Regions from separate parts of the Homo sapiens genome. Here region 2 is linked to region 1. Evidence: read pairs that join two places in POLR2A ChIA-PET (ENCODE). Cell type or tissue: Panc1. All regions are shown on one strand. Links, peaks and the distances in the headings refer to the core of each region. The heading gives the core; the rest is flanking DNA.

Region 1 (6,024 bases), core at 3,525-6,024:
CAAGTTGTTGATGCTGTTTGCTCTTCTTTGCGTAATGTTAACATCTTCACCACAGTTCTTGGGCAAATCATCTTTTTTTTTTTTTTTTTTTTTTTTTTTGAGAGAGGGTCTCATTCTATTGCCCAGGCTGGAGTGCCATGGTGCGATCGTGGCTCCCTGCAGCTTCCACCTCCTGGGCTCAAGTGATCAGCCTCTCGAGTAGCTGAGCCTGCAGGCGCATGCTACCATGCCTGACTAATTTTTGTATTTTTTTGTAGAGATGGGGTCTTGCTCTGTTGCCCAGGCTGGTCTCAAAATCCTACCCTCAAGTGATCCTCCCACCATGGCCTCCCTAAGTGCTGAGATTACAGGCATGAGCCCCCACGCCCAGCCACCTTGAACAAATCTTAAGCGCTCTCAGCCTAGAGTTTTCTCCAAGATTAAGCGAAATTATCCACATAAAGCACTTAGCACAAAATAAGTGCTTGGTACTTGTTGATGAGGATGAAATAGAAGATGACTAGTTGGTGAGAAGTGTTTTTTTTTGTTTTTCGTTTTTGTTTTTTTGAGACACAGTTTCGCTCTTGTCACCCAGGCTGGAGTGCAGTGGCACGATCTTGGCTCAATGCAACCTCCGCCTCCCGGGTTCAAGAGATCCTCCTGCCTCAGCCCCCGCAGTAGCTGGGATTACAGGCATGTGCCACCACGCCGGGTAATTTTTTGTATTTTTAGTGGAGACGGGGTTTCGCCATGTTGGGCAGGCTGGTCTCAAACTCCTGACCTCAGGTGATCCGCCTGCTTCAGCCTTCCAGAGTGCTGGGATTATAGGCATGAGCCACTGCACCCGGCCGAGAAGGATTTTTTTAAATAACACTTTTTTTTTCCCCAGCTCCATCATCTGTTTGCTTTGGTCATTGCAACACCCACACTCTTTTAAAGAAGGTCTCCAAGGCTGGAAACTTCTCCCACTCTAATTTGGGTAAAATATGAATATGTTTGTAACACACTGAGGCGTGCCATCTTCCTCATGTCCACCTTCTTCCTCATGTCCACGCATGGACTCCATGGAAATCAGGGGACTCCATCTTCGGGAGATTTGCTTTCCTAGCGCTGGCCGCGCATCCTTAGCACTCTGTGGCTCCCTGACACAAGTGCTGGAATCTCTCGGGCTCAGGATTACTAAATGAGTAGCCAGCTGCGTCATGCAGGGACCCAGCAGGAACCAGATGGCACGTTCAAACAAGGACAAGTCAGGAGGATTTACAAAGGGACGATTCACAAAGCGGTGGAGAGGGGAGGGCAAACCGCAAAGGATAATGCAATTACACGAGCTGGTGAGGCAGAGCTGTTACCCATGCTAGGCCCAGAGAAGAGAGCCAGGGGAGTGAGTGGTTCCTAGATACCTAAGGCAGAGATTCGTGTGCAAAGAGCCGCCTTGAGACGAGTGTGAGTTTGGTTGATAGGTGCAGCCAGTTTGAGACAAATCTACAGGGAGGAGTCAGGAGAATAAATACTCTGACCTCACTTTCTTCCTCCCCTGTGATTTGCCAAACCTCCTTCTTAGCCAAATACCACTGGAAGCCAAAGGGCAAGGGAGCCCATTGAGGCCAGCCTCCTGGGGCAGGGTGGAAAAGAGTGGGAAGTAGATCTGGAGGGGCAAATGGAAGTTATCTGGCACATTAAATAAATAAAAAGTGATATGACCAGTGATACAAACCAAGGATTAGAGTTTGTCCAATTGCTTGCAACTGGGGTCGTTTAAAAAAAGAAATCAGCAGGCGCCGTGGCTCAGCCTGTCATCCCAGCACTGTGGGAGGCCGAGGCGGGCGGATCACAAGGTCAGGAGTTCGAGGCCGGCCTGGCCAACATGGTGAAACCCCATCTCTACTAAAAATACAAAAATTAGCTGGGCGTGGTGGCAGGCACCTGTCATCCCAGCTACTCAGGAGGCTGAGGCAGGAGAATCGCTTGAACCCGGGAGGCGGAGTTTGCAGTGAGCCGAGATTGCGCCATTGCACTCCAGCCTGGGTGACAGAGCAAGACTCCATCTCAAAAAAAGAAAGAACGGAAAAAAATCAATTGATCCCTAACTTAAATGCCTCCAGAAAAACCTTCAGCTTTTGTTTTATGACTGGATTTCCAAAATCTAAGTTACTGTTACTCATGTTCACAGACCAGTCTCTGACATGATTTATCTGTGATTCTGAATATCCTCCTGTGTGAATATTCTGGCATGTGGCAACCGGAAATGGCCCCCTACTGCCCACCCACTGAGGAAGAACCACGTGGTGCCCCACCTGGCTGAATGGGAGCTCTTAGGCAGACACCATTCTGGCCCCACCGAAGAACTCTGGTAACAGGCTTTGTGGGTCCTTCCCTCGCCAGTAGGTTCTCCTATGGGTCCAGGTCGGAGTGGGAGAAGCAGGGAAAGGGGACAGAATTTGCTGGGGGAACCATAGCTGAGCACTGAAGGCAGAAAGCACCTTCCCTATGTAACTTTCCGCATACTGAGAGAAACCTAGAAAATCATCCTTTTTTTTTTGAGACGGAATTTTGTCTTGTCGACCAGGCTGGACTACAGTGGCGCCATCTCTGCTCACTGCAACCTCCGCCTCCCAGGTTCAAGCGATTCTCCTGCCTCAGCCTCCCGAGTAGCTGGGACTACAGGCACACGCCACCACGCCCAGCTAATTTTTGTATTTTTAGTAGAGATGGGGTTTCACCATATTGGCCAGGCGGGTCTCGAACTCCTGACCTCAGGTGATCCACCCACCTCAGCTTCCCAAAGTGCTGGGATTATAGGCATGAGCCACCGCACCCGGCAGGAAATCACCTTTGGATCCTTGTGATGGAAAACACTAGGAAGGAAAGCCCACAGCCTTCTAAAGTCACAGTCACAGGCAGGGCTGGGGCTCAATTTGTCATCCTCCCGGGCTGGACCCCAAGAACAGAAAGAGTGGGTGGTCAGCTACATGGTGTGACTTGAGGGGCTTCAAAAGTCCTGCTGAACCCCAAACTATCTCCCCGACTGCCCTGAGTTTCTGTCTGAAGTTTCCATCATTTGAGTCATTTCTTTGTGCTAAGAATTTGCTTCCAGAAGTTGCCTGCTAAAATGTACACGCTGCCTGGGCGCGGTGGCTCACGCCTGTAATCCCAACACTTTGGGAGGCCACAGTGGGCGGATCACCCTGAGGCCAGGAGTTCAAGACCAGCCTGGCCAACATGGTGAAACCGTGTCTCTACTAAAAATACAAAAATTAGCTGGGTGTGGTGGCGGGCGCCTGTAGTCCCAGCTATTCAGGAGGCTGAGGCAGGAGAATCGCTTGAACCTGGGAGGCAGAGGTTGCAGTGAGCAGAGATCACGCCACTGCACTCCAGCCTGGGCAACAAAGCGAGACTCAGGCTAATAAATAAATAAATAAATAAATAAATAAATAAATAAATAAAATGTACATGCAGCCATAAAAGGATACGGGACTTACTTTTCATTCATTTTGTTTGCTCAACGTCTCACTTCCTTTCTTAGGTTTCAAGAACTCTGCCCCCTCATAAGAATTTGGAGGACACGGAGCCTATCTTCTGCCATAGACACCTCGCCAAGGGGTACAGCATTGCCGTGCCAGTCCTTCTTGTACTCAGGGCAGGGGCACATGACCACGGTCAGGAGCTGGCGATGCAGCAGAATTTGGGGAGCATTTATTTCAGCAGAAGGTGGCAGGGGTGGCTGCAGCCATGCTCCCACAGTTACTGCTCATGGCATGGTTTGGGCTGAGGTCAGGAGTTCGAGACCAGCTGGTCCCAATTGCTACACAGCATCTTCTGTTCCTGCCCATTTTCCAAGCCTGTTCCTCAGCCTTCCCGAGAGTCCAGAGCTTACTAATATTCTCTTACTAAATGCGTAAGCTACTTAAATCAGACAGAACCGTCTTCAGTTGCATGAGACTAAGAACACTGATGGATACCAGAGGTGACGCATTAACTCAAGAGAAGCCGTCAGTGCACCAGCCACAGATAGATGCATTTGTCTAATTAGCTAGTGTTCACATTAGGAAACAGCAGGACCCCAGAGAAGGGTTTTGTTGATGGGGAGAGGAAATCAGGAGAGTCTGGTCTGATGTTGCGTTGGCTGATGGGACTTGCCCGGAAGGCTTCAAGGCAACCTGAGAGACATCCACGACACTAGGCTGGGCGCAGTGCAGGAGGGAACGGTGGGGTCATAGCAAGGGCAAAGCCCAACAGGACCTGCCGCTAACGCTACTGAATGTGGGGCCTGAGATGGCAAAGCCTAACAGGACCTGCCGCTAACGCTACTGAATGTGGGGCCTGAGATGGCCTTGTTCAAACCTCTGTAGAGCATCCAAGGGAAGTTTCTGCTGTGTCAGAGTAAGACCACTGATTTTATCTCTTTGATTTGCCTAAATATTTCTGCTGACAGTTAGTCTGCATGGTAATAGCTATCAGTTTGTGGGATTTCTAGCCTCTCTCCCTCCCCATCCCTCCCCCATTGCGTTTAATTCCTTTATGATTTAGTAAGCAGGGATTAAAAACTTTGAGGACAGTGTAAATTCTAAACTACCAGAGGACGGGGGCTGTGTCCTTGTTATCTTTTCTCTCAGAGAGGAGCACAGACATTGTTCGTTAGTCATTGAACAGAGGGAGAAGGGAAGCTAAGAATCTAGTGAATACAGATACTGAACATCTGCTATGAAGTTGTAAGCAATTTTTTGTGAAGAGTTAGGAGGGTTCACAAGTGAGCAGAATTCATTCCTTTCTGCATTCCTCTTTACTTCCCTTCAGAACGAGGACTGTCTCTGGCAGTCGGCTTACTGACTGGATAAACTCGGGGCCAGTTATTATTCTCTTGGTTTCTCCATGGAAGAGTCATGTCTGTCTGCCAGAGACTCCGGGTATGAAGCCAGGGCACCTGGAGAGGGCCCAGCTAGAGGTCCATTATTTTATTTATTTGTTTATTTTTTGAGACGGGGTCTTGCTCCATCGCCCAGGCTGGGGTGCAGTGGTGTGATCTCGGTTCACTGCAACCTCCGCCTCCTGGGTTCAAGCAATTCTCCTGTCTCAGCCTCCCAAGTAGCTGGGATTACAGGCGCCCGCCACCACACCCGGCTAATTTCTGTATTTTTAGTAGAGACGGGGTTTCACCATGTTCGCCAAGCTGGTCTCGAACTCCTGACCTCAGGTGACCCGCCTCAGCCTCCCAAAGTGCTAGGATCACAGGACCGTTCTGACGGCGGTGGCCAGTCACGCAGCAGGTGAGAGGCCTCATCTTATGATCTTATGTCAGACCCTCCAGCTGTGCTTTGAAATGCTTTGTTGTCGTCGTCCTGCTATGAAATCCTTGTGTCGTCGTCCTGCTATGAAATCCTTGTCCCTGTTGAGTCCCCAGGGCACTGACTCACCATCTCTAGCACCTGCTCTTGGAGTTCTTTTTCCAGTAGGTTGCATTGAATTGCTACCCTCGGCTCCATGGATGTCACCAAGGGGAGGACACTACAAAATAATCCAAGGGAAACCAAGGAACAATAAAAAAAAACACAAGCTGCATTTAATTTAAAAAATATTTATGAGACACGTTGCCTTTTATTTCTGAAAAAGTCACTTAATAAATATTTTACCAAGATAATGAGGATGAATTATAATGATGGAAAAAGAACTTGGGCGGTGGTGGGGGCGGGGGTGGGGTGGGCGATGAGGAATGGAAACATATTAAATTTTAATTGAAACTTCAATTCGTCAGACTTGGCCTCTGCATCACATCTTGAAAGCTGGCAGAGAAAGTGTCCTGTTGTGTGCGGACCGAATTTCGAGTCTTGGCACACAGCCAGGTCAGTAAACGGAGGACCAGTGGCAGCGGCTCTTGATGACCTGAAGCAGAGGCTTCTTAAAAGTGAGGACGATGACAGTGCAGGCCACCAGCAGGGTGAGGCAGCTGGGGAGGATGAGCACGAGGTAGAGCAGGCCCAGGTCCAGCCGCTCCCACTTGCAGTCCCGAGGCACACCTCCGGGCAGCTCCGTCACGCGGATGATCTT
Region 2 (15,924 bases), core at 12,368-14,867, 70 kb after region 1:
CATTATAAAAGATCTATAAAAAGGATTGACCAGGTGTCATGGTGCACACCTGAAGTCCCAGCTACTAGGGAGGCTGAGATGGGAGGATTTCTTGAGCCCAAGAGTTCAAGGGTACAGTGAGCTATGGCCATGCCACTGTACCACAGCCTGGGTGACAGACCAAGACCGTGACTCTAAAACAAAACAAAAACCCTAAGATTGATTATAAAGTGAGAACAACTAAGAGTGTATAGTACTAGCCTATGTGTAGACAAAGAGGCCAAAAGAATCAGACAGTCCAGGAGCTGGCCCATGTATATGTACATATGGAAACTTGATATGTGACAGAGGAGGCACTGTAAATCAATGGAAGCATAAGCTATTCAATAAATAGGAGCAGGATACAATATTAACAGTATGTATTTAATAATGAAATTTCTACTTTCTCCATAACAAAAATAAATTCTAGATAGATTAAAAACCTATATTAAAAATGTTTTAAAGACTATTTCTCCTTTTGTTTTACAGATATGGACAGAAGCCTCAAAATACCTTTTATGCCTTTCATGGCCCATGATGCAAACTTGTCACGATGTTGTCAACTAATACAAGCCCTGGGTCGGAAAGCCTGTTTAATAAATCGCCAGGGCCAGAGGTGTAATGCAGAGGGATAAACAAGTTTGTTAAGTGGATGACCCTTGTGAGTCTTTTTTCAGGTAACCTAGCAATAAGCTGGCTCTTCAGGGAGGGCCACAAACCCCCTCATGTATAAACTGTCTGGATTATTGGGTTGTTTCTAACATTATTTCTTAGGCCAGAAAGGCTGAAACCTGAATTGCAAAGACACCTTGGTCAGATGATCTCTGATTCCTCCATAATTCTTTTTTTTTTTTTTGGAGACAGAGTCTTGCTCTGTTGCCCAGGCTGGAGTGCATTGGTGTGATCTCGGCTCACTGCGAGCTCTGCCTCCCAGGTACAAGCAGTTCTCCTGCCTCAGCCTCCCGAGTGGCTGGGATTACAGGTGCCCACCACCACGCATGAATAATTTTTGTATTTTTAGTAGAGACGGGGTTTCACCATGTTGGCCAGACTGGTCTTGAACTCCTGACTTCAGGTGATCCACCTGCCTCAGCCTCCCAAAGTGTTGGGATTACAGGCGTGAGCCACGGCGCCTGCCCTCCATAATACTTTATAAATGCGTGAGACAACAAGGAATTTTATATTCCCTCTCTTGTACAGAACACATGATGTGTCCAGCTATGCCTAGCCTAAGCACTCTTCCCCATGAAATGGTGAGAATCTTGGGCACTATATGCATCCCCTCACACCTGCAGGTTGAAACATACCTGTACCATGTGTTATTTTTGCTGCTTGCCCTCGTCCCTTGCTTGATAAACAGAAATATTGATGGTGATGAACAATGAGGCAATATCTAACAAAGGCGGAGATGAGCATAAGCCAGAACTTGAGAATGCCGCTTCTCATAATGTATATTCTAGAGACTAGAGCACATACATACAGAATTCATTCCAGCTTTGTTTGTAATCACAAATTGGAAACAACCTAAATGGTCGTGAACAGAAGAATTGATAGACGGTAGTATGTTGGTGAAATGGAATACTGTACGGCAGCGGTCCCCAACCTTTCTGGCACTAGGGACCCGTTTCCTGGAAGACCATTTTTTCATGGACTGGGGGTGGGGGATGGTTTGGGATGATTCAAGTGCATCACATTTATTGTGCACTTTATTTCTATTATTATTACGTTGTAAGATATAATGAAATAATTATACAACTCAGCATAATGTAGAATCAGTGGAGCCCTGCACTTGTTTTCCTGCAACTAGACGGTTCCATCTGGGGATGATGGGAAACACTGATGGATCATCAGGCATTAGATTCTCATAGGGAGCATGCAGCCTAGATCCCTCATATGCTCAGTTCACAATAGGGTTCACATAGCTATGAGTATCTAGTGCCGGCGCTGATCGGACAGGAGGCGGAGCTCAAGCAGTAATGCGAGTGATGGGGAGCGGCTGTCAATACAGATGAAGCTTCACTTGCTCACCCGCCTGCTGCTCCCCTCCTGCCGTGTGACGCAGTTTCCTAACAGGCTGTGCACCTGTGCTGGGGTTTGGGGACCTCTGCTGTACAGCAATTAAAAAAGAAGTAACAGTTCTATGTTTAGGAATGGATAAATCACAAGAACACGAAGTTGCAGGAGGACATAAACGGTTCGTGGCACACACGCATGTGTATATATCCTGTATATGGTTTAGAAATATGCAAAAAATGCTAAGCCTTCTTTATAGATCAATGGATATGTAGAAACATAACAAAGAAAACCTGGAATTGTATTAAAAAAATACAAACAAACAAAAAACCTTTTCCCAAACTAGGAGGAGGCTGAGAGACCAAAGAATGACTGAGACACGTCCAGCTTGGCAAGTAGATGAGTTTATTTGGACCTACATACAAGGCCTCCTGGGCAGTAGCAGGACAGCTTTAGAGACCTGCATTGCCTCCCATTTTCCCACTCTTTTTTTTTTTTTTTTGAGACGGAGTCTTGCTCTGTCTCCAGGCTGGAGTGCAGTGGCGTGATCTTGGCTCGCTGCAACCTCCGCCTCCTGGATTCAAGTGATTCTCCTGCCTCAGCCTTCTGAGTTGCTGGGACTACAGGCTCATGCCACCACGCCCAGCTAATTTTTGTATTTTTAGTAGAGATGGGGTTTCACCATGTTGGCCAGGCTGGTCTCGATCTCTTGACCTCGTGAACCACCCACCTTGACCTCCCAGAGTGCTGGGATTACAGGCATGAGCCGTGCCCGGCCACACTCTTGAGCTGCCTTTAAGCTAATTTTCTGGCTCTTTGCCCACTGTGTGAGTGATGGACTGTTTTTCTTGGTAGTTTCTTAGAAACCCTCCGGGACGCTTGGTTCTGAGGGACACCTGCTCCTCTGCTGGGCACTGTGGCCTTGGCTCATGGCCTGGCCTTCAGGGTTCAGGCAGCAGACACACACTCTTTAGTAACTTGGCTGGGGACCCATCACACTACAGAAAAGCATGAAAACAAACACAGCAATGACACGTGTCAAGTTCTGGAGAGAGAGGGAAAGGAGTCAAATCACAGGCATAGATGTATAAGAGGCTTCAACTGTATCTGTAATATTTCGTTTCTGAGAAAAAAATATCTGAAGCAAATTTGGCAAAAGGTTAAGATTTGCTAAAGCTGAACATTGAGCAGATGGGTGTTTGTTGTTATTCTCTTTACTCTTCTGCATATTTCTTTTTTTTTTTTTTTTTTTTTTTTGAGACAGAGTCTCTCTCAGTCACCCAGGCTGGAGTTCAGTGGCGCGATCTCGGCTCACTGCAAGCTCCGCCTCCCGGGTTCACCCCGTTCTCCTGCCTCAGCCTCCCTAGTAGCTGGGAGTACAGGCGCCCGCCACCACGCCCGGCTAATTTTTTTGTACTTTTAGTAGAGACGGGGTTTCACCGTGTTAGCCAGGATGGTCTCGATCTCCTGAGCTCGTGATCCGCCCACCTCGGCCTCCCAAAGTGCTGGGATTACAGGCGTGAGCACCGCGCCTGGTCTCTTCTGCATATTTCAAAGATGTCAGAATTGAAAAATAATAGTCACTGACTTAGCATGACAGAGAAACCTTCAAGCATAGATTTGCAAAGGGAGATACCTGTGGGAACCAAGCCACTAGAGTCACAGAATCTCAAGGAGGCAGCAAAACGGATTTAAAATTGGGCAGAATGTTGTGTGACAAAGCACGATCCACTGGGTGTTGTGTCTGTACATACACGGGACCTGGAAGGACACGGTCAACTGCAAACTGCTCGTGATTGTGGACGGCCTTGTTCTCTGCTTCTTGTGTTTTTCGGTTTCTTATAATGCACATATTAACTAAGAGTAATTAAATTATCCTAATTTCTATCACATTAATTTATATTAATTTAATTAATAAATTAATTAAAAATAAAGATTACTTTTAAAACCAGAAAAACATGGTTGGAAGAGAAAAACCAACCTTAAAATGTTTTTTGACATTTGGGACATAAACATTGCCTGAAATGAAAACATAAATAAATAAATGGAATATTGGGAAAGCTTGGTAAAAATTAAATTGCTATACATTCTACAAATTGCTAAAAGGAATAAAGTTTTGGCTAGGCGTGGTGGCTCACACCTGTAATCCTAGCACTTTGGGAGGCCGAGGCAGGGGGATCATGAGGTCAGGAGTTCGAGACCAGCCTGACCAACATGGTGAAACCTCGTCTCTCCTAAAAATAGAAAAATTAGCCAGGCTTGATGGTGCACGCCTATAATCCCAGCTACTCAGGAGGCTGAGGCACAAAAATCTTTTGAACCTGGGAGGCGGAGGTTAGAGTGAGCTGAGATCGTGCCACTGCACTCCAGCCTGGGTGACAGAGCGAGACTCTGTCTCAAAAAAAAAAGAAAAAAAAAAGTAATAAAGTTTTAGCGAGCAACATTGGTAAATTGCTATTAATAAATTTGTGCAGCCAGGCGCAGTGGCTCACACCTGTAATCCCAGCACTTTGGGAGGCCAAGGTGGGTAGATCACCTATGGCTAGATCACCAGCCTGGCTAACATGGTGAAACCAGTCTCTACTAAAAATACAAAAATTAGCCGGGCGTGATGGTGTGCACCTGTAGTCCCAGCTACTTGGGAGGCTGAGGCAAGATAATCGCTTGAACTTGGGAGGTGGAGGTTCCAGTGAGCCAAGATCACACCATTGCACTCCAGCCTGGGCGACAGAGCGAGACTCCATCTCCAAATAAATAAATAAATAAATATAAATTTGTGTTAACAATTTTATTTGGCAAATTGATACATGCTTAAATACCATTTATCTTTTAAGGTTCTGCTCAGATGACACCTGCTCCACAAAGTTCCTTGGACCCTCCCTCACCCGCAAATGCCCTCATGTGGCGTTCCTCCTGCACTTCCTTCAGCTGTTCTCATTTTCTATATGTTACAACTATTTAGAAAGGTCTCGGCTTCCTCACTGGGCCTAGATCCTTGAGGGCAGAGTTTTACTTGTCTATGCCGGCCTGTCAGTGTGGTGCTCATGGTGGGTTCTTAGTATCTGAAAAAGGGAAAGGAGGAGGAAGCTGGAACCCTAACTGGGGAAAGGATCAAATAACTAAAAATTCAGCTTCTTCTGGCCTGCAAAGTGTCAGGGATCTATAACTGTGAGTGCTCTGAGATTAGGCCACAGACTTTTGCTGTCTCAACATTTTCTCCTCTTGGGACATTTCCTTTGAGTTGATGTTCTGCCAGTTTCTACATTCAGGCTCAGCCTATGGTGCCAACCTGTCAGTGTGGTGCCAGCGAGGTGCTCTCAGAGGGAGCAAGGCAAGAAGAGGTGACGAGAGCCCCAGACACAGTCTCACACTGAGGCATGGGCAGCAGTAAATGAGGAGAGGCTGGGTGAGGACCAGAGGACCAGGAGTCCAGGCCAGGATGCGACACAGAAAAGGCAAGGGTTAGATGGGCAAGGTGTGACATCAGAGCCCGGCAAGAGGTCTCTGGCTGGGCTTTAGGGTCGCTACATTTGGCAAATACAAATAAAGAATGCCCTCACCTCACACCCTTTAGGATGGCTATTTGGGAAAACGAAAACATCAGATAGACGCGTTGGTGAGGACGTGGAGAAATGGAATCCTCGTGCACGGCTGGTGGGAGTGTAAAATGTGCAGCCAGCCTGGAAAACAGTCTGGCAGTTCCTCGAAAAATAAAACAGAGAATGGCTGTATGATTCAGCATCCCACTGCTGAGAATAGACCCACAAGAACCGAAAGCAGAGCCTCAAAGAGACCTTTGCACACCCGTGTTCACAGCAGCGTTCCTCACAGCAGCTACAGCGTGGAAGCAACCCAGAGTCCATCAACGAATGAATGGATAAGCAAAACGTGGCTCGATGGAACAGTCTTCAGTCTTACAGAGGAAAAAAATTCTGACACATCCTACAACATATGAATGAACCTTGAGGATATTACACTAAGTGAAATAAGCCAGTCACAAAAGGGCAAATACTGTGTAATTCCACTTATCTGCAGTGTTTAGAGGAGTCAAAATCACAGATACACAAAGTAGCATGGTGGTTGCCGGGGACTGGGGAGTTGGGGGAATGTAGAGTTATTGTTTAGTAGACATAAGGTTTCAATTTTACAAGATAAAAGAGCTCGAGAGGCCGGGCATGGTGGCTTGCGCCTGTATTCCCAGCCTTTGGGAGGCCGAGGCGAGAGGATCACTTGAGTCACGGAGCAGGAGACCAGCCTGGGCAACACAGCAAGACCCCATCTCTACTAAACAAATAAGCAAACAAACAAAGTTCTGGAGATGGATGGTGCTGATGGTTGCACACATCATGAATGTATTTAGTACCACTAACTGTACACTTGAAATTGGTTAAGATGGTAAACATTTTACATTATGTGTACAGTACCACAGTTTGAAAATTGGGAAAAAATGCAGTGCCCACAGTGAAATTTGAATTTTAAACACGAATAATTCTTTAGTATCATTATATTTCATGCAACATTGGGTATGTATGTATACTAAAAAACTATTCATTGATCTGAAATTTCATCAGGCATCCTGTATTATGTCTGGCAACCCGGACACAGGTCAGGGTTCTATAGTGAATGGTGATCATGATTCATACACAGGCTGAGGGAATTGTTCACAGAAGCGAGGAGAGGAGCAGAGAGGAGCTGGCTGTGAAGAGAGAGAATATATGTTCTTCCCATTTTCCTCTCCAGTCCTGGTAAATAAAACAACAGTCAAAATGTATCTACTGACTCTCCAGGCAAGTCAGCCACCCCAGCACTACTCATGTTTATCTCTTCAAGAGCACTTACTTGTTATTGGATGTTTATCTGCGACACGTCTGCCTCCCCCTTGAGGAGAAAGTAACCAAAGTTTTGAGTCAGAGATCTAGGCTGAAACAAGACTCTGAAACTTAAGGTGTGTGACTTTAGCAAGTTATTTATCGTCTGTGAGCCTCAGTGTTCCACGAATGTGAATACCATCAAGATATTCTAATAAATAAATCAAGTAATGTAGATAAAACACATAGCAGGTGCCCAGAAATATTAAGCACAACATCTCTGAAGACCTGGAGTGCAGGGACCCAGTCCTAACAGTACCCGCGCTGCAGAGTCCTAACAGTACCCGCGCTGCAGAGTCCTAATGAGAGGTGACAGCGTGCTGGCAGTCCTCAGAGCCCTCGCTTGCTCTCGGCCCGCCTCTGCCTGGGCTTCCACTTTGGCGGCACTTGAGGAGCCCTTCAGCCCCCCACTGCACTGTGGGAGCCCCTTTCTGGGCTGGCCAAGACCGGAGCCCGCTCCCTCAGCTTGCAGGGAGGTGTGGAGGGAGAGGCGCGAGCGGGAACCGGGGCTGCGTGCGGCGCTTGCGGGCCAGCTGGAATTCCGGGTAGGCGTGGGCTTGGCGGGCCCCGCACTCGGAGCAGCTGGCGGGCCCTGCTGGCCCCGGGCAATGAGGGGCTTAGCACCCGGGCCAGCGGCTGCGGAGGGTGTACTGGGTCCCCCAGCAGTGCCAGCCCACCAGCGATGTGCTCGATTTCTCACCGGGCCTTAGCTGCCTTCCCGCTCGGCAGGGCTCGGGACCCGCAGCCCGCCCTGCCTGAGCTTCCCACCCCCTCCGTGGGCTCCTGTGCGGCCCGGGCCTCCCCGACGAGCGCCACCCCCTGCTCCACCATGCCCAGTCCCATCGACCACCCAAGGGCTGAGGAGTGCGGGCGCACGCGCAGGACTGGCAGGCAGCTCCACCTGCAGCCCCAGTGCGGGATCCACTGGGCGAAGCCAGCTGGGCTCCTGAGTCTGGTGGGGACGTGGAGAACCTTTATGTCTAGCTCAGGGATTGTAAACACACCAATCCACACTCTGTATCTAGCTCAAGGTTTGTAAACACACCAATCAGCACCCTGTGTCTAGCTCAGGGTTTGTGAGTGCACCAATCGACACTCTGTATCTAGCTGCTCTGGTGGGGCCTTGGAGAACCTGTGTGTGGAAACTCCGTATCTAACTAATCTGATGGGGACGTGGAGAACCTTTGTATCTAGCTCAGGGATTGTAAACGCACCAATCAGCGCCCTGTCAAAACAGGCCTCTAGGCTCTACCAATCAACAGGATGTGGGTGGGGCCAGATAAGAGAATAAAAGCAGGCTGCCCGAGCCAGCAGCGGCAAGCCGTTCCGGTCCCCTTCCATTGTGTGGAAGCTCTGTTCTTTGGCTTTTTGCAATAAATCTTGCTGCTGCTCACTGGGTCCACGCTGCTTTTTATGAGCTGTAACACTCACCACAAAAGTCTGCAGCTTCACTCCTGAAGCCAGTGAGACCACGAGCCCAGCGGGAGGAACAAGCAACTCCAGATGCGCCGCTTTAAGAGCTGTAACACTCACCGCGAAAGTCTGCAGCCCACCAGAAAGAAAAAACTCCGAACACATCCGAACATCAGAAGGAACAAACTCCAGACGCGCGCCCTTAAGAGCTGTAACACTCACCGCGAGGGTCCGCGGCTTCAGTCTTGAAGTCAGTGAGACCAAGAACCCACCAATTCCAGACACACTAACAGTACCCGCGCTGCATATTCCATGGAGGAGGGGCTGAGTCAAAGGAATGTGAGTGCTATATTGATTGCCTAGACTAGGGCTCTACATGTTCCATTCTTGCTGCTAGTCATGATTATGATGGGAAAAGAGGTAAGAAGACCTCAATCATAAATTGTGCACCAGCCACTTCTGATAAGGTCTTGGAAGGCAGATGCATAGAAGACAAGGCTGTGCCACTTTCCTTCACTATAGCATGCGTTTCTTTATGGGCAGGGAAGCTGCAGGCAACGGTGTTTTTTTGTTTTGTTTTGTTTTTGTTTTTGTTTTTTGAGACTGAGTCTCACTGTCGGCCGGGCTGGAGTGCAGTGGTGCGATCTTGGCTCACTGCAACCTCCGCCTCCCAGCTTCAAGCGATTCTCCTTCCTCAGCCTCCTGAGTAGCTGGGATTACAGGTGCCCACCACCATGCCCGGCTAATTTTTGTATTTTTAGTAGAGACAGGGTTTTGCCATCTTGGCCAGGCTGGTTTCGAACTCCTGACCTCAGGTAGTCCAACTGTCTCAGCCTCCCAAAGTGTTGGGATTACAGGCATGAGCCACCACGCCCGGCCAGTGAATAGTTTAACTCATCGTGGGGGTTTCTAAGTGAGGGACTTGGGTGTGATTTCATGACAACTGGTCATGAAATCAGGGGACGCCTATGTTTTTGTGCAGGGAGAGGAGGCCTGCGGGTGCGTAGGTCCTCTTAAGCCCCTCTGGGTTCCATCTTCCTACAAGAGATCCTTTTCAACCAGGCGCAGTGGCTCACGCCTGTAATCCCAGCATTTCGGGAAGCCAAGGCGTGTGGATCACCTGAGGTTGGGAGTTTGAGACCAGCCTGACCAACATGGAGAAAGCCTGTTTCTACTAAAAATACAAAATTAGCTGGGCATGGTGGCGGGCATCTGTAATCCCAGCTACTTGGGAGGCTGAGGCAGGAGAATCGCTTGAACCTGGGAGGCAGAGGTTGCAGTGAGCCGAGATTGCGCCATCGCACTCCAGCCCGGGCAACAACAGCGAAACTCCATCTCAAAAAACAAACAAAAAACCAAGAGAGATCCCTTTCTATCTGTCTCAAAACCCACAGCTCTAAGTGTCACTCTGTGAGAAGCAGAGCATTTCACTTGGGTGTCACGGCAGAGGATTTGAATTCCGTTGCCATCCTTGCCCTAAAATACTTCATTTCACCTCATCACCAAACTCCCTTCCAGGCTGGGACCCTCAGTTCATTTTAGTATTCCAAAAGTAACCAAAATTAAGCTCTGGGTGTGTAGGAAAGGAGTCCAGTGAAAGATATGAACATAATTCCCACAAGAGAGGGAGAAACTTATTACCCTCATTTTTCATGCTTAAAATAAGCAGGCAGTGAGCTGCTGGGTGTGAATGATTTCGTGTCAGCTAAACAAAAAACAGATCACCAAGCTGGTTTTCCTCTGAGTTTCAAACCTCACCATTCTTTAGTCTCTCCCTTAAAACAGAGAAGAGAAGGACGAGGTAAGAAGTACAGTTTCTTCAAGACCCAAAAGACCTGAGCTTTCTCTTCTTGCCCTTGATTTAGCAAACCAGCTCCTGCTCAGACACAGCCCCTGACAGCGCAGGTAGTGTCTGTTGCTTCTCAGGGCAGAGGCTGGGCAAGGCACCACCCTGAGTCTTACACCGAGACGCTGTGCTCCCCCTCTGGGTGGCTGTCTTGCTGTGAGTCTCCAGTACTTGATGGGGTTACCTTGCTCTCCCCTCTGTATCTTTTTTCCTCTTCACTCCTTTCAGCCTCCTTTGTCGTTTTTCTTCTGGGGAGTCCTCAAATGTGCTATTCCTCATATGGCCAAACTTTGGGGGTGGGAGGAAGCATGTTTATTAGTGTCTTCCTGCAGTACCCATTCTCTCTTCTTTATGACTTCCCTCCCCCTCATCCCCCAGCCACAGAGTCGTAGGGCTGAGACCCCAGTGGCATCCTAGGTACCGTGTGAGCCCACTCCCCATCCCATGGCCATAGCTGATTGGACCAGTAGTAGGAATTGGAGTCTATCTGAGACCCCGAGGTGATCTCTTGGATGGAGGGGAGAAGTGTGGGTGGCCATTTTTCACAACGTGGACTATGTAGAAGAGGAAGTTTGGGGAAAGAATGAAGAAATGTCTCGGGAATAAGGAAGAGGTGGTATTCCCAGGCTCCTGATGGCTTTCCATTGCTTTGTCCAACTTCCTCATGAAAAACAAGGCATTCCTGCTATTGATCTCTGGGAGCCAGCCCTGTATCTCTAAAATAAACTTATTTTGCTTGTACTACCTCAGGTTCTGTTGCTTTGAATATTTTTAAATGTTTCCTAAATTTTAAAACATTTCCTATTTTAAAATGTTTCCTATTCTTAATTTTAGAACCAGATGAATGGAATGTTTTATATTTCACCACAATTTTTTTTTTTTTAGTGACTAAAATTGCTTTTCTTCCATGGTTGGCTCCTAATGATACTTACCTATTATAGAACAGTTCAGTAATAATAATGAGAAATACAGTGAATACTTACTACACTCCTGGCACTGTTCTAAGTGGCTCAATGTGCGTTTCATGTAATGCTCACATCACCTTTTAAAGTAAGTAGCACGATTCCCCCCGCCCCCCATTTTACAGATAAGGGAACTGAGGCTTGGAGGGATCAAATGTCCCACCCAGGGTCACAGAACTAGTAAGTGGTAGAACGTGGGTTTGAATTCATGACCCCAGAATCCATGCCCCTAACCACTACACTAAGTACTTTACAAACACTGGGTTACGAATGCAACCTGACAAAGACCTTCCAACAAACCTTAACACCTTAAAACTGTTCCTGGCCTTTCCCATGGTTCCGGCGAACAACCAAACACAAAATCAAAGTTGCCTCCAGAAAGAAATAGAATTGGTAGAGAGAAAAATTAAAAGGTGTGTTTCCTAGGGTTGCCACAGCAAAGTACCACAAAGTTGGTGGCTTCAACGACAAAAATGTATCGTCCCTTGCCGGGCGCAGTGGCTCCCGCCTGTAATCCCAGCACTTTGGGAGGCCGAGGCAGGGGGATCACCTAAGGTCAGGAGTTCAAGACGAGCCTGACCAATATGGTGAAACCGCGTCTCTACTAAAAATACAAAAATTAGCCGGGCATGGTGGTGGGCGCCTGTAACCCCCGCTACTCAGGAGGCTGGGACAGGAGAATTGCTTGAACCCGGGAGGCGGAGCTTGCAGTGAGCCAAGATTGCACTACTGCACTCCAGCCTGGGCGACAGAGCGAGACTCCGTCTCAAAAAAAAAAAAAGAAAAAAGTATCGTCCCACAGTCCTGGAGGCTAGAAGTCTGAGATGAAGGTGTCAGCAGGGCTGGTTTCCTCTGAGGGTGGTGCGGAAGAATCTGCTTCGCGCCGCTGCCCGGTTTCTGTTGGTTTGCTGGCAGTTTTTGGCACTTGGCATCTGCTGGATGGCCCTGATCGCTGCCTTCATCTTCACATGGGATCCTCCCTGTGTGCATGTCTGCGTCTAAATCTCTTTTTCATAAGGATACCAGTTATCTTAAATTAGGGACCCAGTCTTTTCTGGTATGACCTCATCTTAACTAGTAACATCTGAGATGACCCCATTTACAAATAAGGTCACATTCTGCGGTACTGGAGGATTTCAACATATAAATTTTCAAGGGGATGCAACTCAGCCCATGACATTAGGTTTTATTGTTTCTTTCCTGTAGCAATTTTCAATCATTATATCTCCTTTTATCAGAGATAAGAAGTTTGATTTTAAGATGTGACAAACCACAGGTGCAGCTGCTCAGCTTTGGTTAGGCACCCAAATGTCATTGCCACTCCGATATAGGAAGGACCAAAGCACTAATTCCTGAAAGAATCCTGATAAGGACACCTCTTTTTTTTTTTTTTTTTTTTTTTCCTGAGACGGAGTCTCACTGTGTGGCCCAGGCTGGAGTGCAGTGGCACCATCTTGACTCACTGCAACCTCTGCCTCCTGGGTTCAAGCGATTCTCCTGCCTCAGCCTCCCGAGTAGCTGGGATTACAGGCACCCACCACCACACCCAGCTAATTTTTGTATTATTAGTAGAGCTGGGGTTTCACCATGTTCGCCAGCCTGATCTTGAACTCCTGATCTCATAATCTGTCCGCCTTGGCCTCCCAAAGTGCTGGGATGGCAGGCGTGAGCCACCGCACCCGGGCTAGAACCTCTTTTAAATGACAGCCTCACTTTAGCTCACTAAGGGCCATAGAAAGACCCACAGAAGAGACAGTCTTGCCTTAGGTGCTCACTCTGGCACTGCCATCACCTTGCTCTTGGTCTCTAGAGCTAGAGCTCTTTTTTCTCATACAATTTTCCTGGTTATAAACCAGAGATTTTTGCCTGGCACGGTGGCTCACGTCTGTAATCCCTGCACTTTGGGAGGCCCAGGCGGGTGGATCACAAGGTCAGGAGTTCGAGACCAGCCTGACCAACATGGTGAAACCCCGTCTCTACTAAAAATACAAAATTTAGCTGGGCATGGTGGCACTTGCCTGTAATCCCAGCTACTCAAGAGGCTGAGGCAGGAGAGTCGCTTGCAGCCAGGAGGCAAAGGTTCCAGTGAGCCAAGATCGCGCCACTGTATTCCAGCCTAGGCAACAGAGTGAGACTCCGTCTCAAAAAATAAAATAAATAAAATAAAATAAAATAATCAAATCGTAACATAAAATAAACCAGAGATTTTTGCCTCCACTTGAGGCTGCTCAAATGTCATTCCTGAATGGTGGTCTCCTAGTTCAGGGGAGAAGTACCTGGAGACTTAAAAACAAACAAAAGGCTGGGTGCGTTGGCTCACACCTGTAATCCCAGCACTTTGGGAGGCCGAGGGGGGTGGATCACGAGATGAGGAGATTGAGACCATCCTGGTTAACACGGTGAAACCCCGTCTCTATTAAAAATGCAAAAAATTAGCTGGGCGTGGTGGCGGGCGCCTGTAGTCCCAGCTACTTGGGAGGCTGAGGCAGGAGAATGGCGTGAACTCGGGAGGCGGAGCTTGCAGTGAGCCGAGATCGGGCCACTGCACTCCAGCCTGGGAGAGAGTGAGACTCTGTCTCAAAAAAAACCAACAACAAAAACAAACAAACAAAACTCCACTCTACTACTCCATGGAATTTAATTTGCTAGGGCATCTTATTTATTTATTTGAGAAGGAGTTTTGCTCTTGTTGCCCAGGCTGGAGTGCAATGGCTGGATCTCAGCTCACTGCAACCTCCCCCTCCCGAGTTCAAATGATTCTCCTGCCTCAGTCTCCCGAGTAGCTGGGATAACAGGCACGCGCCACCACACCCGGCTAATTTTTGTATTTTTAGTAGAGACGGGGTTTCTCCATGCTGGTCAGGCTGGTCTCGAACTCCCGACCTCAGGTGATCCGCCTGCCTCGGCCTCCCAAAGTGCTGGGATTACAGGCGTGAGCCACCGCGCCCGGCTGCATCTTATCTTTTAAAAGCTTCCCACATATAGGCTATCTTGATTGTGATGGATATATACATACATCAAAGCTTATCAAATTGTGCACTGGTAAATAGGTATAGCTTGTTTGATGTCAGTTATTATCTCAATAAAGCTAATTTAAAGAAATAAAAAACTCCCCAGGTGATTCTAGTGGGCATCCCAAAATGAGAAGCATTGAGCTAGGTCAGCCTCAGCAACAGCCCCAGGAAGGAAGACATCTGCTCCGGAATCGCGTCGTGACCAGCAGCGCCCCCAGGACTTAGACCGCATGAGTCCTGTGCTGTTGATCCAGTGGTCTTGCCTCAAGACCAAAATGATAGAACATTGCTGAGCTTCTCCCAAAATTAAAAAGAGGCACCTAAAAATTTTGAACTGAGGCTGGGCGCGGTGGCTCACGCCTGTAATCCCAGCACTTTGGGAGGCCGAGGCGGGCAGATCACGAGGTCAAGAGATCAAGACCATCCTGGCTAACACGGTGAAACTCCATCTCTCCTAAAAATACAAAAATTAGCCGGGCGTGGTGGCGGGCGCCTGTAATCCCAGCTACTCGGGAGGCTGAGGCAGGAGAATGGCTGGAACCCGGGAGGCGGAGGTTGCAGTGAGCCGAGATCACACCACCGCACTCCAGCCTGGGCGACAGAGCGAGACTCTGTCTCCAAGAAAAAAAAAAAAAATTGAACTGCTAGGATTGTTATTCAGAGGTGTGGGGTATGTAAGGAAAAGAAAAATCCCGAAACAACAAAACACCCCCGCAGCCTTTAGTTGGCAGAGTCACGGTTTAGAAGGCAGTTGGTTGTCCTTTGGGGGTATTGCAGGCCCGCCTCCCTCGCTCTACCCGCTGGGCTGTGGAGCCCGTACGGCCAGTGAGGAACGCGGCACACCAGCAGCTCTCTCATCCAGCTGGCTGCCGATCTCCTTAACTCCAGGCTCACTAGTTCCAACTGCCTTTTCTGTATTTCCACCTCCGATTTAACATGTTCAAAACCGCACTCGTTACCCTCACCCCCCAATCTTTTTTTTTGAGACAGAGTCTCGCTCTGTCACCCAGGCTGGAGTGCAATGGCGCGATCTCGGCTCACTGCAAGCTCCGCCTCCTGGGTTCCCGCCATTCTCCTGCCTCAGCCTCCCGAGTAGCTGGGATTACAGGCACCTGCCACCACAACCGACTAATTTTTGTATTTTTAGTAGAGGCGGGGTTTCACCACGTTGGCCAGGCTGGTCTCGAACTCCTGGCCTCAGGTGATCTGCCCACCTCAGCCTCCCAAAGTGCTGGGATGACAGATGTGAGCCACTGCGCTCGGCCCCTCACCTCCCAATCTATTCCTCCTTTTCAATACCCTTTCTTAATAAGCAGTACCTTATAAATGTCTGCACCAAAAAGCTTCTCACTCTTGACATACAAATGGTGTCCACATGTGTTCCTGCATTCTCTTAAATACATCCCTCCTCCATCTTTAGTCACCTTAGTTTAGGTCCTCATCATTTTCTGCCTAGACCTCCTGACTCCCACCTTTCAGATATTGGTTTTTGTAGCTAATCATGCCCCTGCTGAAAACTTTTGAATGGCTTCCCCCATGAAAAAATAGACAAAACCCAAACTATTTGGTATGGCAATTATAATCCAGACGCAATTTCCCTGTTCCATGCCCTCCCCCACCACTTGTCCAGCATGGTTCCAGACATAGCGGACCTATCTGTGCCTCCGTATCATAGCACGTCCTATCCCACTTGCCTGGAACAGTGGATTTATCCTCATTAGCTCCCACCTACTATCTTCTAAGCTCAGCTTAAACATCGCCCCAGGTTAACTATTCCCTCTCCTATGCCA

The links. ChIA-PET counts read pairs that join two places held together with the same protein. Peaks named below come from ENCODE experiments on the same cell type or tissue, not always from the same donor. Only the 100,000 strongest peaks of a DNase experiment are listed, where the experiment ranks them.
Region 2: POLR2A ChIA-PET joins it to region 1 with 5 read pairs; 7 of 35 experiments call an interaction of 5 or more read pairs at or near these places.

What each region holds. Positions count from the first base shown.
Region 1 is chr3:196,661,519-196,667,542 of GRCh38, reverse strand. NRROS (negative regulator of reactive oxygen species) reads right to left here. Exons shown (of 3, transcript NM_198565.3): 3 at 5,539-6,024. The coding sequence ends at 5,821. Among named protein-coding and RNA genes, the nearest start is that of NRROS, 25 kb to the right of the region's middle. RefSeq lists enhancers at 129-790, 791-1,453, 1,454-2,116 and a silencer at 1,111-1,405. In Panc1, for the core only: no CTCF peak of the experiment used is centred there; no DNase peak of the experiment used is centred there; H3K27ac peaks cover 379 bases.
Region 2 is chr3:196,590,879-196,606,802 of GRCh38, reverse strand. No RefSeq gene overlaps it. Among named protein-coding and RNA genes, the nearest start is that of FBXO45, 30 kb to the right of the region's middle. In Panc1, for the core only: no CTCF peak of the experiment used is centred there; no DNase peak of the experiment used is centred there.